2 separate regions of the Homo sapiens genome follow, and region 2 is linked to region 1. Evidence: chromatin loops called from intact Hi-C (ENCODE). Cell type or tissue: OCI-LY7. All regions are shown on one strand. Links, peaks and the distances in the headings refer to the core of each region. The heading gives the core; the rest is flanking DNA.

Region 1 (8,334 bases), core at 326-8,325:
TCGCCAAAAAAATAAAATTAAATAACAAATAAATGAAAATAGTTGTATTAACATAGAAGCAGCCAAAAGAGGAACAGAACAGAGCCCAGAAACATACCCCTGCGTAAGTATGGAATCTGCATCACTAAACACTGAAGAAAGAAAGAGACTTCAGGCCAGGCGCGGTGGCTCATGCCTGTAATCCCAGCACTTTGGGAGGCTGAGGCAGGCGGATCACTTGAGGTCAGGAGTTCGAGACCAGCCTGACCAACACTAAAAATACAAAATTAGTGGGGCGTGGTGGCGCATGCCTGTAATCCCAGCTGCTCAGGAGGCTGGGACAAGAGAATCGCTTGAACCCGGGAGGCAGAGGTTGCAGTGATCTGAGATCACGCTATTGCACTCCAGCCTGGGCAACAAGAGCAAAACTCTGTCTCAAAAAAAAAAAAAGACAAGCAATAATGTGGCAGAAAATATTCGTCATATTATAATAGGCACAGTGTAACTATCCATATATATAAAGAACTACAAATTGATTTTTAAAGTACTTTTTGTTTTTTTGAGACAGGGTCTCACTCTGTTGTCCAGGCTGCAGTGCAGTGGCACAATCATACCTCACTATAGCCTTACTCTCCCACACTCGAGCAATCCTCTCACCTTAGTCTCCTGAGTAACTGGGACTACAGGTGTACACCACAATGCTCAGCTAATTTATTATTATTATTATTTATTTATTTTTTGAGATGGAGTCTAGCTCTGTCACCCAGGCTGGAGTACAGTGGTGTGATCTCGGCTCAGTGCAACCTCTGCCTCCTGGGTTCAAGCGATTCTCCTGCCTCAGCCTCCCGAGTAGCTGGGATTACAGGCGCCTGCCACCACGCCCGGCTAATTTTTGTATTTTCAGTAGAGACGGGGTTTCACTGTGTTGGCCAGGCTGGTCTCAAACTCCTGATCTCAGGTGATCCTCCCGCCTCGGCCTCCCAAAGTGCTGGGATTATAAGCATGAGCCACTGCGCCTGGCCAATTGTTTATTTTTAAATTTTCATTTGTAGTAGACATGAGGTCTCACTACGTTGTCCAGGCTAGTTTTGAACTCCTGAACTCAAGCAATCTTCCCACGTCAGCCTCCCAAAGTGCTGGGATTAAAGGCATGAGCCACCATGCCCAGACAATTTGAAAAATACTGAGAATCCAATAGAAGAATGAATAGAGTATACAAGTAATTCACAGAAGTTTAAATGGCCAATATAAATAAAATTAAAATATGCACAGCTTCTCTAGTAACCAAGTAAATGTGAAATAAATCAACTGGTTTTAATTTTTCACTTACCAAGTAAGTGATTTAAAGTCCAACAAGATCAAGTATCAGTAAGTATACTAGGGAAATGGCAACTTTCAAACACTTGGTGTAAGGATAAACTGATATAACCTCTTTGGAGAGCAATCAGACAGCATTTATTAAAATATGTGTTTCCTCCCATCCAGTGATTCTGTCCAAGGTAAGTACTCCAGAGAAGTTCTCCCACCTCATGGCAGAGAGACATGCACCAGAGTGTTGATGAAACGCTGAAAACACCAAAATGGCCCCAGTGCAGTGGCTCACGCCTATAATCCCAGCACTTTGGGAGGCCAAGGCAGGCGGATCACCTGAGGTCGGGAGTTCAAGACCAGCCTGACCAATATGGAGAAACCTCATCTCTACTAAAAATACAAAAAATTAGCTGGGCGTGGTGGCACATGCCTGTAATCCCAGCTACTTGGGAGGCTGAGGCAGGAGAATTGCTTGAACCCGGGAGGTGGAGGTTGCGGTGAGCCGAGATCGCGCCATTGCACTCCAGACTAGGTAACGAGAGAAACTCCATCTCAAAAAAAAAAAAAAAAAAAAAAAGAACCCTGAAACATCAGTAGGAAAATGGTCAAAGGGAATGTAGTATATGTGTATGAATTTAACAGAAATGAACTAGATCTCTATGTATCAAAGTAGACAGAGTGTTCAAGACATAGCGTTCAATATAAAATTGTTCTTTTTACTGCAGCTTAACAGTGGATGTAACTGCTTCTTTGCTGTGGCAGATTGTATTTTCTGAAGGCCCCAACAGTCTCTCCTGTCCCTCCTCCTCTTCTGAAACCTTGATACTTCCCTATGAAGAGGTAGGGTCTAATACTTCCCTCCTTCAACCTGAAGCCCCGCCTTGGGCTTGTGACTTGCTTGTAACCAGTCAAATACAGTGGAAGAGTTACTACGTGACTTCCAGGGCTAGGTCAGAAAAGGATGCAGCCTCAGGGTTCAACACACACTTGGGCCTGGAGCCACCATGCAAGAAGGCTGCCATGCTGCGAGGGAGCAAAGGCACGTGGAGGGACATACACAGGGGCTGTGGCTGGCAGTCCTGGCCTTTGAGTCATCCTTGTTTAAGTGCCAGGCACACACGTTAACTACCTTTAGGTAATTCCATACCTCAGGTGTCATGTCACCCCAAGCCCTTGAGCCTTCCCATCTGAAGCCCCAGGCTGTATGGAGAAGAAACAAGATGTTCCTGCCACGCTCTTTCTGAACTGCTGACATACAGAATCTGTGACCATAATAAAATGGTTGTTTTGTGCCATTAGGTTTGGCGTGACTTGTTATGCCCTTCCTGCTTCTGTGTCTTTGCTCCCTCCATCTGGAATGCCTTTCCTCTCCCCCAGCCTGTAGATATTCTCTGAGGCCCAGCTACGAATGGTATCTCCTTGGTGGAGTTCCTCACAGATTTAAGAGGGGTGACCTTAAAACTTGTGGCCACGGCTGGGTGTGGTGGCTCACACCTGTAATCCCAGCATTTTGGGAGGGCGAGGTGGGCAGATCACTTGAGGTCAGGAGTTCAAGACCAGCCTGGCCAACATGGTGAAACCCTGTCTCTACTAAAAATACAAAAATTAGCTGGACGTGGTGGCATGTGCCTGTAATCCCAGCTACTCAGGAGGCTGAGGCACGAGAATCACTTGCACCCAGGAGGCGGAGGTTGTGGTGAGCCGAAATTGTACCACTGCACTCCAGCCTGGGCAACAGAGTGCGACTCTGTCTCACAAAAACAAAACAAAACAAAACAAAAAAAAAACAACTTTTGTGCCCACAAGTCAGGGCCTTGAGTGGATGTACAGAATTTAATCAGAGAGCCTTGCAATTTCAATGAAGAGTATCATTCTTAAGAGACAGGAAACATTATTCACAACGGCCAAAAGGTAGATGCAATCCACCTATCCATTGGCAAATGAATAGATACATAAAATGTAGTCTCTACATACAATAGAATATTACTCAGCCTTAACAAGGGAGGGAATTGTGACACATGCTATGGATGAACCTTGAAGACATTATGCAAAGTGAAATACGCCAGTCACAGAAGAACAAATGCTGCATGGTTCCACTTACATGAAGTAGCTAGAATAGTCAAACTCATAGAGACAAAGTAGAGTGGTGGCTGCCAGTGGCTGGGGGTAGGAGGGAATGGGGAGTTAGTGTTTAATGGGTACAGAATTTCAGCTGGGGAAGACAAAACAAGTTCTAGAGATGGACGGTGGTGATGGTTATACAACAGTGTGAATTTAATGCCACAGACTGTAAACTTGGTTGAAATGGTAATTTTCATGTTATATATATTTAACCACAATTCAGAAAAATAAATTATCTGAAAAGAACATTGTCAAGTTTAAAGTTCTTCAGGTTTAGACAAGAGGGCAATGCAAAATTCAGTCAATACAGGCAGCCACCTGGGTGGGTGGGCACTGCTGAGTTCCCTGACCTATGTATTTTGGATAAGGGACATGAGCTATGTGACTCCATCTGTCTGTAAGTTACAGTAACTGATACAGGGCTATGAAAAGGGCCCCCTCTAGAGTTCATGTTCAACTGCAGGAGTTCTGGTGTGGTTATCCAGAAACATCATAAAAGACCTCTTCCCTCCCAGGTAGACAGGAAGGTAATACCAATATCGTTTGGTATGACATAATTTCCTTTGCAGGTAAACATCTTCTTGCTCTAGAAATAACTAGAATTAAGTATAGTAAAGGAAAGTTAAAGGGAATCAAATCCACAGAATCACCCTATTGGCATGAAGCAATCTGTGCACCCTGCCCCAGGCTTACTGTCTCAATCTGTGCTCAATACAGCAGCTACTAGCCACATGTCGTTAGTAAGCACCTGAAATGTTGCTTGTCTGAATTAAGATGTGCTGTAAGAGTAAAATATACACTAAGTTTTAAAGACTTACTATGAAAAGGAATATAAGATATTGCAATAGTTTTATATTGAATATATGGTGAAATACAGCTGACCCTTGAACAACACAGGTTTGCACTGCAAAGATCTACTTATGTATCAATTTTCTTCCCATCTGCCACCCCTGAGACAGCAGGACCAACATTCCTCCTCTTCCCCATTCCTCTTCCTCAGTGTACTCAATGTGGAGACAAGGAGGAAGACCTTTATGACGATCCACTTCTGCTTAATGAACAGTAAGTATATTTTCTCTTCCTTATGATTTTTTCCTTTTGAGACAGGGTCTCACTCTGTCACCCAGGCTGGAGTGCAGTGGCCCAATCTTGGCTCACTGCAGCCTCGACCTCCTGGGCTCAAGTGATCCTCCCCGCTTGTCAGCCTCCCGAATAGCTGGAATGACAGGCACATGCCATCATGCCTGGCTAATTTTTATATTTTCGATAGAGATGGGGGTCTCGCTATGTTGACCAGGCTGGTCTTGAACTCCTGGGCTCAAGAGATCCTCTCGCCTTGGCCTCGAAAAGTGCTGGGATTACAGGCATGAGCCACCACACCCAGCCTAAAACCACTATTCTAAGAAGGGGTCCATAGAAAGCCTACTTAAAACAAGCCCTACCCACACAAAACTGCCAGTCAGCTTCTCAGTGCCTCAACTGTTTATCTTAAATTTTTATTAATATATGCTCATAATTTAAAAAAATAAGTGGAGACACAAGCAACAAAAGGAAAAAATGGACTTCATCAAAACTAAGAACCTTTGTGCGTCAGCCAGGCGTGGTGGCTCATGCTTGTAATCCCAGCACTTTGGGAGGCCAAGGCAGGCAGATCATGAGGTCAGGAGTTCGAGACTACCCTGGCTAGCATGGTGAAACCCCGTCTCTACTAAAAATACAAAAAATTAGCCAGGCATGGTGGCACGCACATGTAATTCCAGCTACTCAGGAGGCTGAGGCAGGAGAATTGCCTGAACCCAGCAGGCGGAGGTTGCAGTGAGCCAAGATCACGTCACGGCACTCCAGTCTGGGCAACAGAGCGAGACTCCGTCTCAAAAAAAAAAAAAAAGAACCTGTGTGCATCAAAAGTCACCAGGAAGAAAGTGAAAAGACAGTCTCCAGAATGGGAGAAAGTATCTGCAAATCATATATATGATGAGGGTCTAGCACCCATAATATATAAAGGACTTACAACTCAGTAACAAAAAGACAAACCACCCAATTAAAAAATGGGCGAAGGCCTTAGCCATTTCTTCCAAGAAGACATAAAAATGACCAACAGACACATGAAAAGATGCTCAATATCATAAGGGAAATACAAATCAAAATGACAATGAGATATTACTTCATCTACTTCATGGCCGTTAGGATGGCTAGAATTTTTTTAAAAGACAGAAGATAACAGGTGTTGGTGAAGATGTGGAGAAACTGGAACCTTCGTGCTTTGCTGGTAGGAATGTAAAATGGTATAGCTTCTATGGAAAGCAGTTCAGCCATTCCTCAAAAAGTTAAACATAGCGTTACCAGATAACTTAGCAATTTCACTCCCCAAAGAATTAAAAACAGGTACTCAAACACGCCAGTCTTCATAGCTGCATTACTCACAATAGCCAAAAGGTGGAAACAACCCAAGTGCCCAGCAACAGATGAACAAAATGTGGTATATATTGTACACATAATGGAATACTAGTCAGCCATAAAAATGAAAATGCTGTAACATGGATGAACCTTCAAAACATGCCAAACACAAAAGGACGAGGAAAATTCGCAGACACAGCAAGTAGAGGATACCAGCGGCTAGGCAGAGGGGATAATGGGGAATTACTGTTTAATAGGTAGATTCTATGTTTTAGATGAAAGTTTTGGAAATAGATGGTTGTGATGGTAGTGCAATATTGTGAATATAATTAATGCCACTGAATTGCACACTTAAAAACAGTTAAAAGGTAAACTTTATGTTATATATATTTTACAACAAAAAAAGGAAAACAAAAATCGAAGTTTGACCTAGCATTTCTACTCCAAAAGAAATGAATATACATCCATAAAAAACTTGTACATGAATATTCTAGCAGTATTATTCATAATAGCCAAAAAGTACAAACAACCCAAATGTCCATCAACAGAAGAATGGATAAATAAAATGTAGTGTGAAATGAAATATTATTCAGCAACAAAACGGAATGAAATACTGGCATATGCTACAACATGGATGAACCTCAAAAACATGCCAAGTGAAAGCCAGACACAAAAGGCCAAATATGGGGCCGGGTGCAGTGGCTCACGCCTGTAATCCCAGCACTTTGCACTTTGGGAGGCTGAGGTGGGCGGATCATGAGGTCAGGAGATTGAGACCATCCAGGCTAATATGGTGAAACCCCGTCTCTACCAAAAATACAAAAAATTACCCGGGCGTGGTTGGCAGGCGCCTGTAGTTCCAGCTACTGGGGAGGCTGAGGCAGGAGAATGGCGTGAACCTAGGAGGCGGAGCTTGCAGTGAGCCAAGATCGCGCCACTGCACTCCAGCCTGGAAGACAGAGCGAGACTCCGTCTCAAAAAAAAAAAAAAAAAAAAAAAAAAGGCCATATATGGTATGATTCTGTTTATATGAAATGTCCAGAATAGGCAAATCCAGAGACAGAAAGATTAGAGGTTGCCTAAGGCTGTGGGAGCGGCTCCTAATGAGCAGAGAGCATCTTTTTGGGGCAATGAACATGTTCTTAAAATAAACAGTAGTGATGGTTGCACCACACTGTGAATACACTAAGTGCCATTGTGAGTTTACTAAATGTGTACTTTAAAAGGGTGAATTTTGTGGTATGTGAATTATATCTCAGTAAAGCCATCACAGGGCAGAAGAAAAAGAGAAAAGAAAAAGAAAACCTTCGAGGAAGTCCAACAAAAAACATGAGGAAGAAAAGGTGAGAGCCTGAGGATCCACACAGCAGGTACAGCAACTAACTGACAGAAATTCTAGAGCCAGACAACAGAACAAATAGAAGTGAGAAAATTACTTTTAAAAATTAATACAAGGTGGCCAGGCATGGTGGCTCATGCCTGTAATCTCAGCATTCTGGGAAGCCAAGCCGGGCGGATTATCTGAGGTCAGGAGTTTGAGACCAGCCTGGCCAACACAGTGAAACCCCATCTCTACTAAAAATACAAAAAATTAGCTGGGCATGGTGGCACACACCTGTAATCCCAGCTACTCGGGAGGCTGAGGCAGGAGAATCACTTGAACCCAGGAGGTGGAGGTTGCAGTGAGCTGAGATCACACCACTGCACTCCAGCCTGGGCGACAGAGCAAGACTGTCTCAAAAAAATAAAAATAAAAAAAATGATGGTGCCTTTAAGATTCTGAGGGAAAATTATTTTTAACTTCATTTTTATATTTATATAGAAATTGTTGTCCGGGTGTGGTGGCTCACGTCTGTAATCCCAGCACTTTGGGAGGCCAACCCAAGAGGATGGCTTGAGCCCAGGAGTTTGAGACCAGCCTAGGCAACGCAGGGAGACCTTGTCCCTACAAAAAAATTTAAAAATTAGCTGGGCATGGTGGCACTCTGTGGTAGTCCTTTGCTACTCAGGAAGCTGAGGTGAGAGGATTACTTCGGCCCAGGAGTTTGAGGCTGCAGTGAGCTATGCTTATGCCACTGCACTTCCAACCTGGATGACAGAGTGAGGCCATGTCTCTTAAAAAATTTTTTTAAAATTTAGCAAATGGAGTGTATTTTTTAAATGTGGCAACAGGGCAAACAATTCGTTTTAGGAAAAACAAAATGTAAAAAGAAGAAAACGCAATAATAATATACTGTTAGGCTCTGCAATAAACAATATTTACATACTCATAGTAAACAGAAACACTGATTACTATTTATCATAAACTGTGATGTACACAGAGGGTGGGAGAAAGGGAGACAGAGGTTGTGTGAGAGCTAAACACTCATCTATGCCAATGGTAACAGGAAATTAATAGAAATGATGATTAATTTTAAAGAGGAAATATAATCAGTCACATTTTTTAAAAGATATATGAAGACAAATACCAGAATATACAGCTAGTAAAAACTGAAAGTGGGGAAAGGCCCAGGTAGGGCGGTGGGC
Region 2 (8,334 bases), core at 1-8,000, 250 kb before region 1:
AGAAAATCTAAATTCGTTCTCCCATCTGGGGAAATTAACTAACTTGGAAAAAATGAATAGTAAGCATTGTATTTGGAGAGTCAGCATTAGTGCATCAATACTAGAAGTTAGAAGGCTGCATATTGAGATTTTTATGGACTCTACTAATGATCAATTTCATAGAATGGAGTCTAGAGAATACAAATATTAATTTGACTTGAAGAACTCAGGTTTGATATGATTAAATATTCTCTGAATTGGTCAGGCTTTCTAACCCTGTAATGACCTGTCAACTCACATTTTACATCCAGATTGTACACCTCACATACTTATTGTTACTGTGAGTGATTCAGAATAAGATTATAAAAATTAACTGAACTTTTTTTCCTGATTCTTACAGGTTTTCTTTAGAACGTCAGACTTGGGATCAGCTCTTGCTTCACTACCAGCAGGAGGCTAAAGAGATATTGTCCAGGTTAGATCTATGAACTGTAAAAACTCTTTAAAAATCTTATGGAGTTTGATTGGTGTTTATTTCAGTTCTGTTAGCACAAATTGAAAGATGAATCCTTTCTCACGGGCCAATAAGCTCATCAAATTCTGTAGTGTGTATTAGCACTCTCTGACCAGAAACGGGAAGTGAGTGAGAGGAAGGAAGAGTTGGTGTCACTATTTTCAGTCCAAGAACACAATTGTTTCTGTTCTGTGTCCTTGGCTAACATTTCATATCCTGGGGGAGACAGACACATCTCTGCATTGTATCTGGCAGCCTGGGGTTGGGCCAAGAACAGTAACCAAGGGGCTTCAGTGAGCACATGGCCTATGAGCTGCAGGTTTGGGGGATGCCCTTGGCCAGGGCCTTCTTGGAGACAGAAAGACATGAAAGTGGGTGATGAGGAAGATTGAGGAAAGAGAGGATCTTTGGGTCTTGAAGGTAGAGGAAAAGTAGGAAAGTGCTAGGTGTTGTTTTGTTTTGTTTTGTTTTGTTTTGGAGACAGACTCTCGCTCTGTTGCCAAGGCTGGAGTGCATGGCGCCATCTGAGCTCACTCTGCCTCCCGGGTTCAAGCAATTTTCCTGCCTCAGCCTCCTGAGTAGCTGGGACTACAGGTGTCTGCCATGATGCGTGGCTAATTTTTGTATTTTTAGTAGAGACAGGATTTCACCATGTTGGCCAGGCTGGGCTGGGTGTTTTTTTGTTGTTTTTTTGTTTGTTTTTTTGCTCTGTCGCCCAGGCTGGAATGCAGTGGCACGATCTCGGCTCACTGCAGCCTCCAACTCCCTAGTTCAGGCGATTCTCCTGCCTCAGCCTCCCGAGTAGCTGGGATTACAGGCATGCTCCACCACACCCCACTAATTTTTGTATTTTTAGTAGAGACAGGGTTTTGCCATGTTGGCCAGGCTGGTCGTGAACTCCTGGCCTCAAGTGATCTGCCCATCTTGGCCTCCCAATGTGTTGAGATTACAGGTGTAAGCCACAGCACCTGGCCAGAAAATGCTAGATTTTGATTTAGTTGAACATTTAAACCATGGTTTTAAGCTTTTTTTTGAGATAGAATCAGCTAGAATCCCAACTACAAAATGTTAGTCAAAACCCTAATTACAAAAGTGGCCTCTCAGTAGAGAGGGGCTTTGAGGAGCATGGTTTGAAAAATTTCCCCAATCCAGGTAATGATGGTTATCAGTTACTTTATTCACCCCTTACATACTGTATTTATGAAGATAGATAATGTGTAAGATGCTAGTTTCAGATAAAATCTTTTGTGGCAAAGCTTGTAGGTTAAGAGGAATGGTTCTGGAAGCAGACTGTCTGTTCAGACTCTAACTGTTCCTTAGTTTTGTGACCTTGGGCAAGTCACTTAGTCTTGAATGAGCCTGAGGTTCCTCATTTGAAAATGGGGATGATATTAGTACCTTCCTCATTGGGTTATTGTGTCAAATTAGGTTAAATGTAAAGTGCCCAGTAATATCTGGCATATACTTAGCACTCAGTAAATTGTAGTAGTTGTTGTTATTAAAGTTGTTGTTCATCAGTTTTCATGAACTCTCAGTCCTGTTCAGTTATTTTAGATAATTGAAGTAGGCCAGCATGTTTTGGTAAACAATTATAGACACTGACTTTAGGATAGTAAGCTTTGGCTTCACTCTCTCCCAAGTATAGTCCTTCTGGTATATGGACCTTACTATTAAGTGGATTCAACTGACTGGAAGCTTCCAGCATTTCCTGGAGTCCGGAGGTATAAAGACATGAATACTAGACAATTGTTTCAGAACTTCTTGTTAAGGCCAGGCGCGGTGGCTCACGCCTGTAATTCCAGCACTTTGGGAGGCCGAAGCGGGCAGATCACAAGTTCAGGAGTTCGAGACCAGCCTGGCCAACATGGTGAAACCTCGTCTCTACTAAAAATACAAAAAATTAGCTGGGCATGGTGGCAGGTGCCTGAAATCCCAGCTACTCAGGAGGCTGAGGCAGGAAAATTGCTTGAACCCGGGAGGCAGAGGTTGCAGTGAGCCGAGACCTGAGACCGCACCACTGCACTCCATCCTGGGCAACAGAGTGAGACTCCATCTCAAAAACAAACAAACAAACAAAAAAAAACCTTTCTGTTAAGAAGTGAGCCTATAGCTAGCGTAGAGTGGAGGAATACTGATTCAGCTTTATAGGATAATCTTTGGTATCTCTTCCAGAAAATAATTACAGAATCTCTCAAAAGCTCTTGTGTTTTGTTTTTAGAGGATCAACTGAGGCCAAAATTACTGAGGTCAAAGTGGAACCTATGACATATCTTGGGTCTTCTCAGAATGAAGTTCTTAATACAAAACCTGACTACCAGAAAATATTACAGAACCAGAGCAAAGTCTTTGACTGTATGGAGTTGGTGGTAAGTGGGCTCATGTTTATTTAGTTGAGTTATCCAGCTTTGCCACCTTGTAATCCTTGGAAATTAAAAGACCTGGAGAAATGTATAAGTGTAAGTTGAATATGTATATTCAACTCTACCTTAGGAAAACATGGAGAGACAATTAAAAAATAATAAACAAATGAATATATAGTGGTAAATGCTGATGAAGCAGGGTAAGAGAGACAGACAGTATAGGGAGGTTGGTGGGTTGCTATTTTATATAGCAAGGTTATTGAAGGCTCCTCTGAGGTGCCATTTCAACAGACTTGAAGGAAATGAGCCATGAGGACGTTTGAGGGAGTAGTGTTGTGTCAAACCAGGTATTAATAGCAAGCAGATGGCATTTGAAAGGACAATTCAAGGAGAGTTTATTTTCAGAAAGGCTAAATAGAAAGGTATGGGTATTGGAGAACCACAAGGGTTAGTGGAGTAACCTGGGGCTTATAGGCAGTAGAGCTCTTACTCCTCCTAGGACTCAAAGGGAGGAGGGAGTAGCAGTTACTGTGGCATCTAATGGGAGAAAGTCACATGGTTAGCTGAGTTGAGCCAACTCAAGATGACTCGTTCAGCTCCTTCCCACTTAGGCATCCTGTTGGTAGAGGTTACATGGGTCAGCCTCCTGGAGCATAGAGCAGCCTGGAGAAGAATGTGGTGTGACTTTGGAGGAACAAACAGAATTATCTGGCATAAGCATTCCAGGCTGAAAGAACAGCAAGCCCAGAGCTCCTGAGCAAGAGCTTGCTTGTCAGGTTTGAGGAACATCCAAGAAGCCATGGACCTTTACAGCTCACAGCTGTCTTTTTTCTACAGATGGATGAACTGCAAGGATCAGTGAAACAGCTGCAGGCCTTTATGGATGAAAGTACCCAGTGCTTCCAGAAGGTGTCAGTACAGCTCGGTAAGCTTGTCTCTTGAGGGGACCAGAGTTCAGGCTGTTTTCCATGATAGCCTTTGGGATACAAACTGCCCTTCAAAGCCTATGGTCCAAGAGGGTAAGACCTATATGAGGTGATTTGTTTTTCTCCCCACAATAAATAGTATGTTATGGGTACTCAGAGTTGATAGGAAATTTCTAGATGTAAATTCTACAGAAGCACAGTAGACTGAGAATTAAATCCCCATGAAATATGTTGTTGTTTTGGTAAATCCAAGACTTAAGAAATACCCACCCATTGCTTTTTCCCTCTTCATTTCTCAAGAATTCACTAAGTGACACTGACATTACTCCTCCCTAGCTTTTCCTGACCTCCTTCCAGCCCTAAATTATTGGCTATACATACCTTCATTTTCTTTCTTCTTCTACTTTTTTTTTGGGCTGGGGGGGCAAAGTCTCTCGCTTTGTCATCCAGGTTGGAGTGAATGGCACAATGACTGCACAGCTCACTGCAGCCTCAACCTGATAGGCTCAAGCAGTCCTTTCACCTCAGGCTCCCAGAGTAGCTGGGACTAAAAGCATGCACCACCACCACCACACCCAGCTAAATTTTTAATTTTTTTGTAGAGATGGGGTCCCCCTGTTTGTCCAGGCTGGTCTTCAACTCCTGGGCTCAAGTGATCATCCTGCCTCAGCCTCCCAAAGTGCTGGGATTACAAGTGTGAGCCACTGCACCTGACCATCTTGTTTTTTTGGGTTTTTTTGTTTGTTTTTTTTTTTGAGACGGAGTTTCACTCTTGTTGCCCAGGCTAGAGTGCAATGGTGCGATCTCGGCTCACTGCAACCTCTGCTTCCCGGGTTCAAGGGATTCTTCTGCCTCAGCCTCCCGAGTAGCTGGGATTACAGGCATGCTCCACCATGCCCGGCTAATTTTATATTTTTAGTAGAGACGGGGTTTCTCCATGTTGGTCAGGCTGGTCTCGAACTCCTGACTTCAGGTGATCCACCTGCCTTGGCCTCCCAAAGTGCTGGGATTACAGGCATGAGCCACTGCTCCCAGCCTCCATCTTCTTATTGATCACATTGTATTGTGATTGTAGTGGTGGCTGGCTTTCTTTCTTTCTTTCTTTTTCTTTTTTTTTTTTTTTTTTGAGACAGTCTCGCTCTGTTGCCCAGGCTAGAGTGCAGTGGCATGATCTTGGCTCACTGCAACCTCTGCCTCTGGAGTTCAAGATATTCTCCCACCTCAGCTGCCTGAGTAGCTGGGATTACAGGCATGTGCCACCATGCCTGGCTAATTTTTGTATTTTTAGTAGAGATGGGGTTTCACCATGTTGGTCAGGCTGGTCTTGAACTTCTGACCGCAAGTGATCTGCCCATGTTGGCTTTCCAAAGTGTTGGGATTACAGGGATTACAGGCATGAGCCACCCTTTTTTTTTTTTTTTTTAGACAGGGTCTTGCTCTGTTGCCCAGGGTGGAATACAGGGGCGCAGTCATGACTCATTGCAGCCTCAACTTTCTGGGCTCCCAGGTGATCCTCTTGCCTCCCATGTAGTTGGAGGATCGTGCTAGGACCATGCTAGGCTAATTGTTTTTTTTTTTTTTGTAGAGACAAGGTCTTACTGTGTTGCCCAGGCTAGTCTCAAACTCCTGGGCTCAAGGAATCGTCCCGCCTTGGTCTCCCAAAGTGCTGGGATTACAGGCGTGAGCCACCATGCCCAGCTGTGGCTGGCATTCTTACCAAATTGTCATCTCCTTGAGGCCAGAGACTCTCTTATTTGTCTTTGTAATGCCCTTCCATGTGTGTCACAATGTCCCTACATTAAGTTTTCAATAAATGTTACGTTATTTCAATTGAAATTTATTTTTTGGCCTCTTTTCTCTGCAGGAAAGAGAAGCATGCAACAATTAGATCCCTCACCAGCTCGAAAACTGTTGAAGCTTCAGCTACAGAACCCACCTGCCATACATGGATCTGGATCTGGATCTTGTCAGTGACTTTATGAGAGTTTCTGCCACAAGGTGCCCAAGAGGAGAGGAATGGGAAGAGTGCCCCAGCACGTGGTGACTGCGTGATTTCTGCTCGTTGCCTTTGAAGATAACTGGCAGGACTGACTGTAGAACACTTTGACTTTTTTCAAAAAGTGATGGAATTTGTACATCCAAATGAATATTGTATAGACAATTTTCCCAGGAATGTGCAAAATGCTTGAAAGTTCAAACTTCTTTTTTGAAATGATCTTCAGATCCAGTGGCCCATTCTTTTATCTTTATCCTGTGAAGGTGTTTTTCAGGTTTTGAAACAATCCAAAAATCATTTAGGACCAAGTCTAAGGAAACATTTTAGTGGCCAAGTTGGATTCCGATTGTAAAGGAATGATACTAATTTTCTAGCATGGCTCTGAAGGTGATTTTAGGTAGAAGAGTTTTGAGGCTGGGCGCAATGGCTCACGCCTGTAATCCTAGCATTTTGGGTGACTGAGGCGGGTGGATTGCTTGAGCCCAGAAGTTGAAGACCAGCCTGAGAAATAAGGTGAAACCCTGTCTACAAAAAATACAAAAAGTTAGCTGGGTGTGGTGGCGTGTGCCTGTAGTGCTAGCTACTCAGAAGGCTGAGGTGGGAGGATTGTTTGAGCCCAGGAGGTTGAGGCTGCAGTGAGTTCTAATTGCGCCACTGCACTCCAGCCTGAGCGACAGAGTGAGACACTGTCTTAAAAAAAATTAAAAATTGTAAAAAAATGAAAAAAAAAGTTTTGAGCATTATTTGCATCATTGGGATACATATGTCACTTCACAAGATGTTCAATTTGAAGGAAATACCACTCATTCTCTATGTCCTGTTGTCTGTAGTGTGCTTCAGTTTTTCATATTGAGTTGACCTAAATCCTGGATTCATGACAAGAAAGGAGTAAGTACTACTATTCATTGTTCTATTTGTTTATAATCTGTATTATAAAATTGCACATAATTAAAAGCTTTCCCTTGTCTTCATCTATGTTTTGAGTGTATAAACAAAAAGGGAGTGCCGGGTGCGGTGGCTCACACCTATAATCCCAGCACTTTGGGAGGCCAAGGCGGGCAGATTGCCTGAGCTCAGGAGTTCACGACCAGCTTGGGAAACATGGTGAAACCCTGTCTCTACTAAAAATACAAAAAATTAGCCGGGCGTGGCGGTGTGCACTTGTAGTTCCAGATAGGAGGGTGAGGCAGGAGAATTGCTTGAACCCGGGAGGCGGAGGTTGCAGTGAGCCGAGATCGTGCCCTTGTACTCCAGCCTGGGCGACAGAGTGAGACTGTCTCAAAAAAAAAAAAGAGGGAGGGCTGGGCATGGTGGCTCACACCTGTAATCCCAGCACTTTGGGAGGCCGAGGTAGGTGAATCACTTGAGGTCAGGAGTTCGAGACCACCCTCGCCAACATGGTAACCCATATCTATAAAAAAATAGCCGGGTATGGTGGCACACACCTGTAATCCCAGCTATTTGGGAGCCTTAGGCAGGAGAATCACTTGAACCCGGGAGGCAGAGCTTGTGGTGAGCTGAGATAGTGCCACTGCACTCCTGGGCAGTGCTTTTTCCCGGGCGAAAAGGCGAGACTCCATCTCAAAAAAAAAAAACCAAAAAAACTAGGAGGGTTTAACAGAAAATAGGATTCTTTGCCAAGATGCTGAAGTGAACAGTAGTGTTGAGATATACCTCTGCATTAATTATCAGTAGAACACCAACTAGGCCAGGCACTTCAGGAGGCTGAGGTGAGTGGTCGCTTGAGCCCAGAAGTTTGAGGCCAGCCATGGGCAGCATGCCAAAACTCTGTCTACAAAAAATACAAAAATTAGCTGAGAGTGGTGGTGCATACCTGTATTTCCAGCTACTTGGGAGGCTGAAGTGAGAGGATCAATTGAGCCCGGAAGGCCAAGGCTGCAGCAAGACATGATCACAGAACTACATTCCAGCCTGAGCAACAGAGTGAGACCCTATCTCAAAATTAAAAAAAAAAAAAAAAAAAAAGCCACACACACACAAAAAAACCCACCATCTAATTTATTACTTACGTTTCTTATTCTGGCCAGGCATGGTGGCTCACACCTGTAATCCAGCATTTTGGGAGGCTGAAGTGGAAAGATCACTTGGGGCTAGGAGTTCAAGATCAGCCTAGGCAAGATGGTGAGACCCCTGTCCCTACAAAAAATTTAAAAATTTTTTAAAATTTGATGGTGTGTGCCTGTAGTCCTCATGCCTGTAGTCCCAGCTACTCAGGAGGCTGAGGCGGGAAGATCCCTTGAGCTCAGGAGTTCAAGGCTGCAGCGAGCTATGATTGTGCCTATGCACTCCAGCCTAGACAACAGCAAGACCCTGGCTCAAAAACAAGCTAAATAAATAAATAAATCCAGGCAGTAGTGCCATGGCATGCTCATGGCTCACTGGACCCTCAACCTCCTGAGCTCAAGCAATTCTTCCACCTCAGCCTCCCAAACAGCTGGGACTACAGGTGTGCACCACCACATCTGACTAATTTTTGTTTTGTTTTGTTTGAGACAGAGTCTCCCTCTGTTGCCCAGGCTGGAGTGCAGTGGTGCCATT

What was found. A loop is a pair of places that touch in the nucleus more often than their neighbours do. Peaks named below come from ENCODE experiments on the same cell type or tissue, not always from the same donor. Only the 100,000 strongest peaks of a DNase experiment are listed, where the experiment ranks them.
Region 2: a loop joins it to region 1, with 5 times the contacts of the local background. A loop is called at or near these places in 5 of 110 quality-filtered maps.

Annotation. Positions count from the first base shown.
Region 1 is chr20:36,501,956-36,510,289 of GRCh38, reverse strand. The region is part of intron 10 of DLGAP4 (DLG associated protein 4); the gene reads right to left. DLGAP4-AS1 (DLGAP4 antisense RNA 1) reads left to right here. Exons shown (of 5, transcript NR_109939.1): 4 at 1,465-1,478; 5 at 2,016-2,588. Among named protein-coding and RNA genes, the nearest start is that of MYL9, 35 kb to the left of the region's middle. In OCI-LY7, for the core only: CTCF peaks have their summits at 3,654, 3,853 and 5,821; a DNase peak (open chromatin) is centred at 3,839.
Region 2 is chr20:36,750,207-36,758,540 of GRCh38, reverse strand. It overlaps DSN1 (DSN1 component of MIS12 kinetochore complex), which reads left to right. Exons shown (of 11, transcript NM_001145315.2): 8 at 380-454; 9 at 2,712-2,859; 10 at 3,691-3,778; 11 at 5,644-6,746. The coding sequence ends at 5,753. Among named protein-coding and RNA genes, the nearest start is that of NDRG3, 8.3 kb to the right of the region's middle. In OCI-LY7, for the core only: CTCF peaks have their summits at 3,537 and 3,748 (motif pointing right); DNase peaks (open chromatin) are centred at 640 and 3,750; H3K4me3 peaks cover 1,159 bases; H3K27ac peaks cover 2,733 bases.